2 separate regions of the Homo sapiens genome follow, and region 2 is linked to region 1. A link is an interaction called in ENCODE POLR2A ChIA-PET data of the cell type or tissue named here. Cell type or tissue: Panc1. All regions are shown on one strand. Links, peaks and the distances in the headings refer to the core of each region. The heading gives the core; the rest is flanking DNA.

Evidence for each region. ChIA-PET counts read pairs that join two places held together with the same protein. Peaks named below come from ENCODE experiments on the same cell type or tissue, not always from the same donor. Only the 100,000 strongest peaks of a DNase experiment are listed, where the experiment ranks them.
Region 2: POLR2A ChIA-PET joins it to region 1 with 7 read pairs; 2 of 35 experiments call an interaction of 5 or more read pairs at or near these places.

The regions. Positions count from the first base shown.
Region 1 is chr10:33,065,273-33,073,412 of GRCh38, reverse strand. All of the region lies in intron 2 of ITGB1-DT (ITGB1 divergent transcript), which reads right to left. Among named protein-coding and RNA genes, the nearest start is that of IATPR, 47 kb to the left of the region's middle. In Panc1, for the core only: no CTCF peak of the experiment used is centred there; no DNase peak of the experiment used is centred there; H3K27ac peaks cover 490 bases.
Region 2 is chr10:33,964,615-33,972,754 of GRCh38, reverse strand. No RefSeq gene overlaps it. Among named protein-coding and RNA genes, the nearest start is that of LINC02629, 65 kb to the right of the region's middle. In Panc1, for the core only: no CTCF peak of the experiment used is centred there; no DNase peak of the experiment used is centred there.

The DNA of each region.
Region 1 (8,140 bases), core at 2,869-5,368:
CTTAAGCAAAGTGATTTCCAAATTTTCTTCATTAGACACATAATTTAGAACTACGATTAACTAAACACTAACTGGGTGTCAATTACTGTACTATTTCCTGCACATGGACACATTTAGGGTCAAAGTACTGTACCAAGTATAATTTTCCTAGAAGCTATAAAATGTAGGGTATCAGTGAATGGAAAAAATAGAACATTAATTAATAAAAGAAATCTACTACAGAGAATCTTTTCCCCCTAAATATAACCATAGAGACTAGGCTGGTCATTATTTGCAGTTCACAAAAGAAAGAGGCTACAGAAATATTCACAGCTATTGAACGAGGTGGCTGGCAAGTGAATTTGGTGTAGGTGCATAAATTTGTGTGCTGGGGGTGTGTTATAAAAGAATAAAGTCTGGGTTCAGCTGGGTGATGGCAGGAAAAACAGGATCCCAGAAGGAGGCTGAAAGAGTTGGGAACAGATGGAATGACTGGCCTACATGTCAAGTCTCTTCAGCTGCCCACCTGGCCACAGAAAAGGCAAAGCTCTGCAAATGGATCATCTCGTTCTTACTGTAACACATAACAAGCAGTGGGCAACACAAACTCACCTGTGTCAATGGAAAGAGTTAAACTCTGTGACATATTTCAGAAGCTTTATTCTGAGTCAGATATGAGTGACCAAGGCCCGTGACACAGCCCCAAGAGGTCCTGAGAACATGTGCCCAAGGTGGTTGGGTTACAGCTTAATTTTATATCTTTTAGAGAGACAGAAGTTGTAGGCAGACATCAATTAATACATGTAAGGTGTACATTGGTTGGGTCTGGAAGCAGTTGTGGGGGACAGGCTGGGAGAGTGGGTATGGCTTCCAGGTCATAGTGGATTCAAAAATGTTCTGATTGCCAATCAGTTGAAAGCGTTAAGTTATTATCCAAAGACCTGGAATCAACAGAAAGGAAAGTCTTCTAGGTTAAGATAAGGGGTTGTGAAGACCAGGGATTTCATTATGCAAATGAAGCCTCTAGGCTGTAGAGAGAATAGAGAACAAATGTCTTTTATCAGACCTAAAAACTTGCCGAACCCTTAGTTAAATATCTCCCAGATGAGGTAAAGACCTAGAAAGGGAAGAGGATTCTCTACAGAATGTAGATTTCCTCACAAAAGACAGTTTTTCAGGGCCATTTAAAAAGATGTCAAAGAAATCTATTTTGGAGTAAAATACTTCAGTGTCTTTCAGGGCCTGCCATCTGTCCTATGATGCTATACTAGAGTCAGGTTGGAATTTGGTGTCTTCCCACTACAAAGAGTCTGCTTTGTCAGTCCTAAGATCTCTGTTTTAATGTTAACCCTGGTCAGTTGAGCCTGAATTCCAAAGGGAGGAGGGCATAAGGAGGTCTATCCAACAAGCCCCTCTTCCCATCACAGCTTGAACTAGTTTTTCAGGTTTACTTTGGAATGCCTCGGCCAAGAGGGAGATCCATTTAGTCATTCTGGAGGCTTAGAATTTTATTTTTGGTTTACACCTGTTATTTACCTTTTTTCTGCTACACTGGCAAAATAACCCCGTCTGCCCCTGAAAAAGGCTTCCTGGTAATCTCTCTCAGGAATCAGGGTGATTTCTCTAGTTGTTGGCGAGTTTGACAGATTGCAGGGGAAATGCTGCTTCATAATCCTGCTCCAGATGTGTTCTGACCCTAGAAGTGAACACCGAGAGCGTTCCGGTCCAACCCTACAGGAGACCAGGGAAGGAGCACCACCCAGAGAGAGAGTTCCGTACCTAAGTGCACCTTCATTTGGTATTTAAAAAAAAAAAAAAAAAAAAAAAAACAGCAAAGATGAAGGAATGTTGACAGGGCCACATGACATCAAACTAATCAGCAAGATCCCCCTCCAAGAAGTGTCTGAGTTCAAGGAATGAAAGTATTCTAATCAAACACAGAGCTTGAGAGGAGTATAAAAGACTTGGCAGAGAATCACTGAAGTAGGAAATTAATAAGGTTCAAACCTAGTGTTAAACAAGCCTTCTGAATTCCAAAATCCAACAAAGCATCTTTGGTTGTGTTCTGAAGTTAAAGAAACTATAGTCAAGGGTAACAAGAGGTAAGGGTCCCAGCTACAGGGGGCGGGGTGGGCCTTGGTTTGCTCAGTCCCCATTAAGCCAATGTTGGGGCAGGCAAAGACGGGATGAGATGAGAGAGGCTCCACCGTGCAAGCGTGAGGGCAGATCCTGCCTTTCTTTATGACGTTAATATTTTGTTCATCATGGATTTTTTCCCATTGACTTTTACATTTAAAAACATTTCACAGCTGGGTGCAGTGGCTCATGACTGTCATTCCAACACTTTGTGAAGCCAAGGTGGGTGAACTGATTGAGGCCTGGGCAATACAGAGAGACCCCATCTATACAAAAAACATATATAAATTAGCCAGGCATATGTATGCCTGTAGTCCCAGCTAATCTGGACTCTGAGGCTCTGGAGGATCCCTTGAGTCTGGGAGATGGAGGCTGCAGTGAGCCATGATTGTACCACTCCATTCCAGCCTGAGCAACAAAGTGAGGCTCTGCTTCAAAAATAAAAAAAAAAATTAAAAACACTAAAAAACTGACCAAAAAAAGACACAATATATATATATTTAAAAACCCACTTCATTTAAAATATAATTTATCTTGACTGCTGAGCTACTTTATGTCCCCTTAAATTTATTGTTCCCCATGAGTTCTCATTTGTTTCACTCTAGTCTCAGCCCCAGGAAAGAGGTTAATAGATGCAAGTGACAGATGTGAAAGATGGCGACAGAAAAGTCACCATCTCTTAAGGGTCCCCCAAGAAGATGTGGAGGTTTTAACCCCCAGTACCTTGGAATGTGACCTTATTTGGAAATAAGGTTATTGCAGATGTAATTAGTTAAGATGAAATCACACATGAGTAGGACACGCCCCTCATCCCACATGATTAGTGTCCTTATCAAAAGGGGAAATTTGGACACAGACATGCACCCAGGGAGAAGGCCATGTGAATATGAAGGCAGAGACTGGGGTGATGCTTCTATAAGAAAAGGAATCCCAAAGATCGCCAGCAAAGTGCCAGAAGCCACGAAATTAGCCGAGAATAGATTCTACCTCAGAGCCCACAATCCTGCAACAGCTTGATCTTGGACTTGGAGCCTCCAGAACTTTCAGACAATGAATGTCTGTTGTTGAAGCTGCTCAGTTCGTGGTTCTTTGTTATGGCAGTCCAAGGAAACTAACACACCATCCCTGGTCTTAAGGACAGACCGAGCACCTCTGTATCAACCAGCCCTACTTCAGCCCTGTAGCCAGGGAAGACCAAATCAGCTCTCAGCCCAGAGATAAGCACATCAACGCAAATACAGAGGCTATGAGGGCAGGGTGGGAGGGAAAAGCTTGCTCACTATGGGGAGGATGAGGCAGAGTTAGAACCAGGGCCATGATCACCATCAGAACACAACCACCTCATAAAAATGCCAGAGCCAGGCAGGTCAGGTGGACACACATCTCTGAGGATGGGTGGGTGATCAAAGCAAGTGGGAGCAAGAGAGAATGTAACATAGGACAGAAGAAATTTAGCATTGAGTAATCCTCTGGGACACAGCTGCTTCAACTTGAGACAGCCTATATGCATTTGACTGACTCTGTGCTTTTACAAGGCTCCTACTATGTGCTCAGCTCAGTAACAGTTGCTGTTATCAGAGTGTGTAAGAGTCAGGCATGGTGACTTATGCCTGTAATCCCAATGCTTTGGGAGGCTGAAGCAGGAGGATCACTTGAGGCCAGGGGTTCGAGACCAGCCTGGGCAACATAGCAAGATCCTATCAAGAAAGAAAGAGAAAGAGAGAGAGATAAAGAGAAAGAGGGTGAGAGAAAGAAAGAGAGAAGGAGAGAGAGGAAGGAAGGAGCTAGGGAGGGAGGGAGGGAGGGAGGAAGGAAGGAAGGAAGGAAGGAAGGAAGGAAGGAAGGAAGGAAGGAAAGAAGGGAGAGAGATAGAGAAACAGTGTGTGAGTATCAAAATGAGGGGGCAACACTGAACCCAAGCTAGATTGGGGCCATATCAGAACAAGAAGAAAAGGAGAGGTGTGAACAATGCTACTTCCTTGAGCTTGTCTTAAGGTTGGTCTATATGAAAAATTTGTCTTTGGTCTTTAAAAGGAAAAAAAAAAAAAACAGAAGAGATGGAGGAAGGAAGGAAAAAGAAGGAGAAAGGGAGAAAAGTCGTAAAAGCAGGAGAAAGAGTTGAAGGTCAGGTTCTTATTCCCCTGCATCTGATTTCGGACTTGGTCTCTACAGGAGCCAACTCCTGTTCACATTTCATTTTATTTTATTTATTTTTGAGACAGGTTCTCACTCTGTTGCCCAGGCTGGAGTGCAGTGGTATGATCTTGGCCCACTGCGACCTCCACTTCCTTGGTTCAGGCAATTCTCATGCCTGAGCCTCCCAAATAGCTGGAATTACAGGTGCCTGCCACCACGCCTGGCTAATTGTTGTATTTTTTGTAGAGACGGGGTTTCACCATGTTGGCCAGGCTAGTATCGAACTGCTGGGCTTAATTGATCTGCCTGACTCGGCCTCCCAAAGTGCTGGGATTACAGGTGTGAGCCACCACTCCCAGCCCTGTCCACATTTTAGATTCTTTTTCTGCCCTCCTGCTTGCACCAACTCTGAGGAGTAGGTGGATCTCCTTTGTGAAAACCTAAGCCTCATCAGCCAAGGTTGCTGTGTTAAAGATCAGTTCCCTTGCAAAGCACGACTTTTATCTTCTCTTGTGCACTCTGGATTCCAACTGCCCATGCAACAGGAAGAACAGGACTGGCTTCCACCTCAGGACAGGAGGCCTGGCCTCTCCTCTCTGGTGTCAAGGGGATTCTGGCTGGCCCAAACAACTGCCCTCGCCATGGGCAAAGGAGCCTTGACTGGTGGGTGCTGGTCATTGATACCAGGCAAGAATGAGATTAGGCATCACATGCTAAAGTGAATTCATTAGAGTCACTAATTTAACTTTCAAAAATCTCTTTTTCTCATCATTTTAAGGTTCCTCATTAACTACTTGAGGCTTGTTGCCTTTGGTTCCAATTTTTATCTTTACAACCAAAATGGTCCCTCTCTGTCCTGCTCCCTTTCCTAGGTCACTGGAGGGTGTAACCAATAGACTTTGCCTGGTGCTACGGTAGCAGGGCCCTGCCTATCATTTATTTTGGAGGGAAGGACAAGAGATAAAATAGGCAGAAATCCAGAGAAGAGGAAATAAAAGGCCAAACATTAGCTCCAGCCTAAAGCACATGGTGCAATCCAGCTTCTAGAGAGTTCTGTGCTGGGAAACAAGGTATTGGCAGGCAATTAACAAAGCCCACTTTGTTCCTCACTTGGCATAGATGCCATGAATTAGAACCTGGGCTAAATGACAAAATAAACTACTCATGCTGGTGTGATTCCTCAATCACAATTGACAGCTATTATTTAAATGAACATAGAAACATTTTTAAACGTTTCTGAAAAGTTAGTCTAAAACAGTCATTTTTTAAAATTGGATCAATGGCATCAGAATTTCCATTTCTGCCCACCCCACCCACTACCTCCTGCCACCAGATCAACTGAACTAGAATCTCTGGAGGTGGGTTAAACACATTTGAACAAGAGTGCCAAGTGATTTTAATGCATCCTGAAGTTCGAGGTCTGGAATATCATGTAGCACACTGTAAAATGAATCGGCATTTTCTTGCCCATGAATACAACATTCCAGTAAGTCCTTTTTTTACTATTTCTCAATGAGCTTCTCTTCCTCCTGCCCCCACTTTTTGCCTCCTAAATTAAACAGCTTCTCTTCTCTCTGCCTCAAAGTCTCCCCTGATCCATAGCCTAGATCTGATATTTTAGAATAGATTCTAGTGTTCATAGGATTATTTGGGTGAAATAATTACCTAGAGCTCCTCAGAGTTAAAAAGCTTCACATCTACAAATACAGACTCAATACCTAAGAAGTTAAATTTAGTCAAATAGCATTGCTTTGTAAAACCAAGAGAGATTTATCATTATAAAGGAGGAATTCTCTTTGAACCAAAATGTTGGTGACCATTAAAAACATGGTGGGACAAAAGGTAGAGATCCCATCCACCTGTAAGTCAGTGATTCTCAACCACAGGCAATTTTGTCCCCCCAAGGACACTTGGTAATGTCTGGAGGCATTTTTGGTCATCACAACAGGGAGATGCTACTGGAATCCACTGGGCCGAAGGCAGGGATGTGACTCAACATTCTACATTGCCCAAGACAGCTCCTAAAACAAAGAATTTCATGTCAAGCGCCAGCGTTGAAAAACCCTGTCATAAATCATAGGGCTGTTTTTCTAAAAGGTCAACCGGACTTGCTAAGATTAAATGAGAACTGGGTGACATTAGAGATAAGAAGCAACAACAGAGACACTCAAGAAAGCCAGGAGCAGAAGCTAGAGGGCACTGCAGTGAAGGAACGAGAACTGTGGATTTTTTGGGTAGTCTGACACTTGGGAAAGGGAAAGGGAGCTCATACTGAGGACAAATGTGGCAGACACTGTTGGTTTGTACCAGAATTAATTCTTCCCATCTTTCAAAGTGATATGATTAGAGCTGGGCATATCACTGCCCAAGGCCACACTGCATATCCTGGCTACCTGGCAGCTGAGTATGACCACGTGACTAAGTTCTCATCAATGAAGGGTGAGCTGATGTCATGTATGCAACTTCCACCCTGAAAGGAAATTGCTGCCCTTCTTCCTAGTGAGCTGAAACACGGACTAACCCATAACAAAGCCTCGGCCAGCAAACTCTACTAAAGATGTAGAAAGTGGCTGGGTGTGGTGGCTCACGCCTGTAATCACAGCACTTTAGGAGGCCGAGGTGGGCGGATCACCTGTGGTTGGGTGTTTGAGACCAGCCTGGCCAACATGGTGAAACCCTGTCTCTACTGAAAATACAAAAATTAGCCAGACGTGGTGACACGTACCGGTAGTCCCAGCTACCTGGGAGGCTGAGGTGGGAGAATGACTTGAACCTGGGAGGCAGAGGTTGCAGTGAGCCGAGATCATGCAACTGCACTCCAGCCTGGGCCACAGAGCAAGACCCTGTCTCAAAAAATAAAAAATAATAAATAATAAAAGTTGCAGATAGTAAATACTTTTGGCTTTGGGGTCCATTTGGTTTGTTGCAACTACTCAACTCTACCTGTTAAAGCAACTGTAGACAGTATGTTAACAAATGAGTGTGGCTGGGTGCCAATAAAACTTTATTTGCAAAAACAATCTGGGAGCCATCATTTGTATATCTCTTCCCTAGGAAACGACAGAAGAACAAGATGAAAGGATCATGGTCCCTGATAAACTTAATAAAGTGAGATACCCCACCAACTCAAATCATTGTTATTAACATGAGACAAAAATGAACATCTCTATTTTTTTTTTTTTTTTTGAGATGGAGTTTTGTTCTTCTTGCCCAGGCTGGAGTGCAATGGCACGATCTCGGCTCACTGCAACCTCCGACTCCCGGGTTCAAGTGATTCTCCTGCCTTAGCCTCCCAAGTAGATGGGATTACAGGCATGTGCCACCATGCCCGGCTAATTTTTGTATTTTTAGTAGAGACGGGGTTTCACCATGTTGGCCAGGCTAGTCTCGAACTCCTGACCTCAGGTGATCCACCTGCCTCGGCCTCCCGAAGTGCTGGGATTACAGGTGTGAGCCACCATGTCTGGTCCTCTATTTCTTAAATGCTGTAGCTTTGGGAGTCTTTGTTATAGCTACTTAATCAAACAGACTATAATTTTCAGACTGAGTTAGGCACCTTACATATTTTTTCATTTTAATCTCTATAAAAGCATTGTTAAAAGAAAAACCTTAGACAAATTAATTTAACAAGAGTTTAATTGAGCAAAAAACAATTAATGAACCAGGCAGCTCCAAACCAGAGTAGGCTCAGAGAGGCTCCAAAGCAGCCATGTGGTGGAAGAAGATTTATGTATAGAAAAAGGAAAGTGAAGGACAGAAAATGTAAGTGAGGTACAGAACCAACCGGAGTGGTTACAACTTGACAGTTGCCTTATTTGGACACAGTTTGAACAGTTGGCCATGTCTGATTGACCAAAACATGAATAGGTTACAGAATGTTTACACATCC
Region 2 (8,140 bases), core at 2,817-5,316, 900 kb before region 1:
ATCTCATAAATTAATTAAAAAAGATTTAAAAAGTTGTTCAACATCATTAGTCATCGGGAAAATGAAAATTAAAACCACTATGAGATACTATGTTATTCTCACCTGGCTATAATAAAAAAGACAGATAATAACAAGTGTTGATGAGGATGTGGAGAAATTGGAAACCTCGTATGCTTCTGGTCAGAACACATAATAGTGCAACCCCTTTGGAAAATAGTCTGGCAGTTCTTTAAAAAGTTTGAGTTTCAAGTTACCATGTGACCCAGCAATTTCACTACTAGGTATATACTCAGCATAAAATAAAACATATGTCCACAGAAAAATCTCTGCAACAAATGTTCACAGCAGCATTATTCATAATAGCCAAAAGGTGGAAATAATCCAAATATCGACCAATTGATGAATGGATAAATAATATGTGGTATATTCATACAACAGAATGTTATTTGTCTATGAAAAAGAATGAAGTGGTGAGCTTTAGCACAATATGGATGAACCTTGAAAACATTGTGCTAAGTAAAAAGTAGTCACAGAAAACACACACATTGTATGATTTATTATTCCATTTATATGAAACATGAATAGGTAAAACTGTACCAACAGAAAGTAGATTCATAATTGCTTAGGGCTGGGGAGGGGTATGAAGGGAATGAGGGTGAATGTTAAAGAGTTTAGGCTTTTTTTGGGAGTGATGAAAATGTTCTAAAATTGACTGTGGTGATGACTGCATAACTCTGAGTATACTAAAACAAATACTGAATTGGGCACTTTGAATGGATTAATTTATGGTATGTAAATTGTATCTCAATAAAGCTGTTTCCCAAAACAAAAACAAAAACCCCAACCCAACAAAAGAAAGTATATCCACGTCTACAGAATAGTCAATGCAATGAAGACTGAAGTTTATCCATTGAGCTGAGCAACAAAATGGTCACTTGGTAATCTTGGAGAGCAGTTTTGGGGGGAAAGGTGGGACTTGAGACATTGATGAATGAAAAAGAGGTTAAAAACTGGGACCACGTGTTGGTAATTATTTTAGGTAGCTTGGCTCTGGAAGGAAAATCAAAGACTGGCAGCTGGAATGGACATGAGGCAAACACATCCTTTTTGAGATGACAGCAAATGAGTGGTTCTGAGGCTGACAAAAAAGATTGAAGCTACAATGGTTAGTGATTGACAGAGGAGCGTCCTGGGGAATGGGACATGAGGGCCTCAAAAATAAGGGATAAATTTGAGACAGAAGAAGGACCCTGCTTATGATCAGTCAGCAAGGAAGCGGGAAGGAGAATATTGATGAATAGAAGGGTGTGGGTTTTTTTTTTTTTTTTTTTCTGAAATAATTAGGAATTGGAACATCTCAGAATGTGAGCAGGGAGCACTGGGCTCAGCTGAGACTGGAAATCATGACTCAATACCAGTGTGTGTGGCTGGGTCCATCTCTTCAGCAGCCCAAAAGTAGAATCAGAGAACTCTGGTGTTTGGGTCAGTGCAAGGGTGATGTTTCACAGAACAGGAGGGAAGGAGGTCGAGAGAAAACCAAAGGAGCATGGAGAATGCAGAGTGTACTGCTTGAAGGGGGAAAAAAATGTGAGGAAGGAAAGGAATTGGTTAGGGAGTAAAAGGGAGTAATTAAGGGACTGGCGGTAGAAATAAGTTTAAAGAATGGTGTATGGGGTGTAAGAATGTAGGAGAACTGTAATAATAACTCACTTAGCAAATGGGATACTGGATTTTAAGGTTTATAAGACAGAAAAATTCTGATTAGTAAGAACCAGAGTGATTTTAGAAGTAGGTTGCTACATAGAAAGGCGTATCACTGGAATTCCCAAAATCAGACATCCATAGACCATGTTGGCAGATGCATCTTGCATTAGGACAATTATCCCATCCGGGAACACTGAGTAAAAGTAGGGTGGAGAGAAATGTGTTCACTCAGGTGCCAAAATGCTCCATGAATGTGTGGGAATCACTGAAAAAATTAGCAGATAGCAAAGACTAGAAAGGACAGAATAGTCATGCTGTTTATGCCATCTATCTATTTAATTTACTCTCCTAATATTACAAATGTTTTCCTTGGCTGGGCATGGTGGCTCATACCTGTAATCCCAGCACTTTGGAAAGCTGAGGTGGGTGGATCACTTGAGGTCAGGAGTTCGAGATCAGCCTGGCCAACGTGGTAAAACCCCATCTCTACTAAAAATACAAAAATTAGCCAGGTGTGGTGGCAGGCGCCTGCAATCCCAGCTACTAGGGAGGTTGAGGCAGGAAAATTGCTTCAACCCAGGAGGTGGAGGTTGCAATGAGCCAGGATCATGCCACTGTTCTCCAGCCTGGGAGACAAGAGCGAAATTCCATCTCCAAAATAATAATAATAATAATAAAACACATGTTATTGTTATTATCTATTTTATAAATGTTACTTTTATAACTGATATATGTATGTTTGCAACATAATGTGTGTACCCTCTGTCACATTTAAATTGTTTCCAATTTTTTACTGTTAAATGTAATTTTGTCTCATTTATAATTGCATGCGTATTTGCAAACAAATTTGAAGGCACTTTTTGAATTCAAATAATAGCTTTGCTTTTTATTTAACAACTGATCAAATTGAGTCTAATTATTTTGTGACTGGTTAAATTAATTTAATTTCAAGCATTCAAGAATTAGAATCTGCCCTGGTTACAGATTCTCAGTCCACTAAGAGAAAGTAGTACAGAGATATATCTGAGTGACATGTCTTCAGTACTTCAGAAGGAGCAATTGGTATTTTTCTTATTTCTAAATTGACAATAAAGGTTTTTTTTTTGTTTTTTTTTTTCACTGAAGTCCAGGAAATCTGCCAGATCTGGTCAGTGAGGTAATCCAAGCTGTAAATTAGAACTTCAGGCACAAATATGTCTGAGTATGTAATAGCTATTGGGAGTAATGTGTGATTAATGATTATGTATTGATGATAAATGTTAGGAGTAAATTTTTAAGTTCATTACTGAAAAAACTCAGATTTGGTTTTGGTGTCCCTAAGAGGTGTGTGAGTCCAGAAATCTTAGGAAATCAATGAAAACCCAGGTTTCAAGGTGGAAGCAGAAAGTAGTGAGAGAAGGAGAAATTTATGTCAGAAGATAAACTGCTGAGATTATCAGGAAGAAATCCTCAACTGGACATCAGAGAAGGAGGTCCTTTGTGGCTTCATATTGCAGGAAAAGAGAGAGAGAATTAGCAGAAGGTTGACCTGCTCTGGTAGTAAAAAAGGATACAATTATGTAAAAAAAGACACAACCTGTACTGCTAACCTGCTATGTGCCAGGCATATTAATAGATTGTTTTATCCCCACAATGACTATGTATGTATGTGTATTCTCATCAGTTAGGATTAGGTTTGACTGCCTATAAGGGAAAACTCAAAACAATGCTGGCTTCACTACACTGTCAGCTAAAGCAGTGTGAATGAGTCAGTCCCATGCAGATGTGACAGTTCCATGCTATCACAAGGGTCCCAGGCACCAGCTTTTCTTTACCGATATTTTCAGAGTATGACTTCATTTCAAGATCCCAAAATGACTGCTGGAGCTCCAGCCATCACATCTGCATTCCAAGCATCAGGAAGGAGATGTATTAAGCCATTCTCACATTGGTATAAAGAAATACCTGAGACTGGGTAATGTAAAAGAAAAGAGGTTGGCTCATGGTTCTGCAGGCTGTATAGGAAGCATGGTGGCACCTGCTTCTGGGGGTGCCTCAGGGAACTTTTACTCATGATGGAAGGCAAAGTGGGAGCTGGAAATTCATATGGAGAAAGCAGGAGCAAGAGAGAGTGAGGGGGGAGGTGCCACACACTTTGAAATGGACAGATCTCATGAGAACTCGCTCACTAATCGTGAGGGCAGTACCAAGGTGGTTGGTGCTATACCATTCATGAGAAACCCGACCCATGATCCAATCACCTCCCACCAGGCCCCACTTCCAACACTGGGGATTCCACTTTGACATGAGATTTGGTGGGGACACCATGGTTTGACAGGTCCAAACCATGTCAGGAGGGAGTACAAAAGGGGTTTTCTCCAACTATCCCTGCTTTTAAGTCTTTCTAGAAGTTCCATAACAATTTTTCCTGACATCTTATGATTAAGTTCTGATACAGAAGGCCACATCTAGTTGCATGGGAAACAAACTTTGTCATAAATTGACTAGGTACAGTACCTTCCTATATGGTAGTAAGGAAGAAGGGCAGAACTAATTTTGGGTAGTTACCATTCTCTACACAATAGTCTTACTTTCAATTTTGTATTTGTAGATAGTAGGGCTTAATACATTAGCTCAGGGCACATGGCTATTAAGTGGACATATCAGGATTAGAACACAAGCCTGTAAGACTTTAGAGCAAAGTCTCTGTTCTATTTTTTTTTTTTTTTTGAGACAGAGTCTCACTCTTTCACCCAGGTTGGAGGGCAGTGGCACAATCACAGCTCACTGCAGCCTCTGCCTCCTGGGTTCAAGTGAATCTCATGCCTCAGCCTCCCAAGTAGCTGAGACTACAGATGTGCGCCACCACACCCAGCTAATTTTTGTATTTTTACTAGAGATGGGTTTTTGCCATGTTGCCCAGGCTGGTCTTGAACTCCTGACCTCAGGTGATCCTCCCACCTCGGCCTCCCAAACTGCTGAGATTACAGGTGTGAGCCACTGCACATGGCCCAAGTCTCTGTTCTTCATGAGGCATTGACTCTCAACAGAGGATGGTCTTTTCCTAGACCGGGCAGATGACAGGTCCATGAACTGAAAGTCAGATTTCGAAAGGTTATGCCTTGGAGCCAACAGATCATTATCTGGTTTTTATCTCCTCACATAGATAAAGTTAGATTCTGGCCTGCATACCAAACCATTTTTCATCTTCAAAATAGTCTTGCTTTTTAGTCTTTGCACAATTCCATTTCTAGGAATTTCACGTATGGAAATAATTAAAACTGGTGCAAAGATTTATGGACTAGGATGTTCACTGAATCCTTATTTATAACAGTAGAAAATTGAAAATAACCAAAATGCCCAACAAAGGAAATTGGTTAAATTACAGAATACTAGAACATCCATATGGTGGAACACATTGCAACCATTAGAAATCATGTTCTTCAAGAATATTTAAGGGCACGTATGACAAAGCTAATCAGTTATGCTTAAAAAGATTAACAATAGTAATCACTGTGATCCCAATTTTATAATTTACATATGTAAAAGAACACATAGAAACCAGGAAGAATAAGCAGCAAAAAGTTAACGGCAGTTCTCTTGTAGATGATGGGATTATTAATTATTGTATTTTTTATTTATGCTTTTCTGAATTTTCCAAATTTCTATAATGAATATGCATTACTTTTGTAATCAGAAAGAGCTCACAAGTGTCATTGGAATATATGCTTTCTCCTTAGGAAAGCAGTCTTTGTTATTCTCAAGATGACTGGCATGGATGTTCAGCACCATCAAAGAGCTAGCATGAAGACGGCTACAGCAGATTGACTTCAATAAATATTTATCGAGTGCGGGTTATGTAAAAGCCACTCTTCTGGGAACTGGGGGAGTGACTTGGGCAAAGGGTGTGAACTACGAAGATGAGTAAGTCATGGTTCCTGTCTCCAGTGAGGTCTTTCTCTAAGAAGGGCTGTGCTTGGAAGGTGATAGTCATAGGAAAGGACTTCAGGCCCTTGTGGGGTCACAGCCATGGCTGAAAGGCCATGAACTCAGGCCATGTTTAGGAATGCAGTAAAAGTGTAATCTAGTTATCAACAGTGCACATTTCCCATGTGCCTGGATGTGAGGCATGGGGCATGCAGATTGAGCTCAACTTGGGCTGTTCATCAGCAGGGCTACCCACCTGCTCTCCCTATGGGGGTCGTAGAGCTTTGATAGTGAGAATCAACCCCCACAAATAAGGGAGCCACCTTAACTGCAGACAGCAATGAACAAAGGATGGAACCCAGGAATGCAATGAGAATTGCATGTAGTTTCCATATGGTTAAAATGTCATCTAGGCAACAAATGAATTTATCTGCGTTCCAATCCTGGTAGCACCATTTATCAGGAGTTTGGCAAAAGAAAGAAAGAAGAAAGAAAGGAAGAAAGGAAGGAAGGAAGGAAGGAAGGAAGGAAGGAAGGAAGGAAGGAAGAAAGAAAGAAGGAAGAAAGAAAGAAAGAAAAGGAAAGAAAGAAAGAAAGAAAAGGAAAGAAAGAAAGAAAGAAAGATTGATTCAATTTCTTCTTAGTTGGAATTGGTGAGAATGCTGAGTTTAGTTTGGGTAGGAGAACAGGTTCTGTTAGAATCTGGGCCGTATTTCTCCTTCTATGAGACCACTTCTTTGTTCTTCTGTGGGTCTTGCGCAATTCTGCCCTTGGCCCTGGCATGTGTCCTTTGAGTCCATAGAGCCAGGCCCTGAAAAGCAGTTGGGGGAAATCCTCATCCTCCACTTCTGCTCCTGCTCCTAGTTCACACTAAGGACCGAATCTGCAAAAAGGCACTCAGGGAGGCTTTGTTTCCCTGTGCACTCTATATGTCCCCTGCCATCAGTGACTATGGCCTAGGAACAACTTCCTTATTTGCTAGGTCCTGTGGCTTTCACGTTCTCTGTGAGCATTCTCTAGGTATATGCCCACAACTTCTGTGGTTTTACATTATGCTTTGGTATAGGGGAGATTTGAAAGCACCTTTGAGTGGATGAATAAATCCCTTACTGGGTCAGAGTGGAAAGGTATCGACCAATGGAGAGAGGCATCATGCATCCTGCCTGGCTGTAGCAGTAGGACCTAGAGACAGGTGGTGAAAACAGGGTGGTGGGGCGAATGGTTAACCTTATTGCTTCCAACATCAAGGGGATGACACATTGACACACACTTCCTTTTTAAGATCTTTTTTTTATGTGATCTGGTTTCAGGAAATAGTACACCTGGTCTAGCACACCTGTCTTTTAAAATTATTATTTAAAACAATTTAGTCAACTCACTCCCCTGTTCAATACCTTTTTCCTCTAAAAATAAATCGATCACCCTTTGAACCCTTTCCTTCCATCCTTTCTTCCAGGAAATTAGACCATCTGTTTTCTTGGCATGGAGTAGTTATCCTTGAGTTCTCTTTTGCAGCAGATGAGCAGGTTCTAACTTCTTTTGAAGTTCAGGAAAGGTCCAGGCATTTACAGGAGGCCAAGGGGCAAGGAGGCGATACGGTGAGAATTGAGGTACAAATGTAATTCTTGCCTCTGTGAGAATGCTCAGTATTTGGCTCTAGTTTATTGCATCTCAGAGCTTTGTGTCTACATTCATGTGCAGCTGGGGCAGGGCGCCATCTTTACAGGATGCTCATTTGCAGCAATATTGCCAAGCCACTGGTCGTTTAAATGAGTGTCCTGGTTATCATCAGATAGTGTTTCATTTATTATATCTATTACATGGTCCACATTAGGAAGCACTACTGTAATGAAACAAACACTGATGCTCTGTTCAAGTCAAGTTAAAGGCAAAGCTTTTTGTTGTTATTTTAGTAAAACTCTGCTTTTTTCTTTCTTTCTTTCTTTTTTTTTTTAGATGTAATCTTGCTCTGTAGCCTAGACTGTAGTGCAGTGGTGTAATCTCTGCTCACGGCAACCTCCTCCTCCCAAGTTTAAGTGATTCCCCTGCCTCAGCCTCCTGAGTAGCTGGGACTTTGGATGTGTGCCACCATGCTCAACTAATTTTTTGTATTTCTAGTAAAGACAGGGTTTCACCATGTTGTCAAGGCTACTCTCGAACCCCTGACCTCAGGTGCTCCGCCTGCCTTGGCCTCCCCAAGTGTTGGGATTACAGGCGTGAGCCACCGCATCTGGTCAAACTCTGCTTTTAAACGGTACTAACTATTGAACAACTGACATTCAATGAAATAAATATTTTATTGTTCTGTGGTTGAAATGTACTCTTTTCTTATGCTAAAGTGAAATCTTGTTGTAAGGATTTCTTTGGATTCTAAATGATGGGGCAGGAACGGTTTGGGCTTTGAAGCCTGTTAGACCTCAGTCTTACTCTTTTTTTCCAGTTCTCAGGAGCTGTGGGGTCTTGGATAAGTGGAGTCAACTTCATATCTCAGCTTCTTCCTATGTAAAGTAAGTTTTCATCATTTCATTTC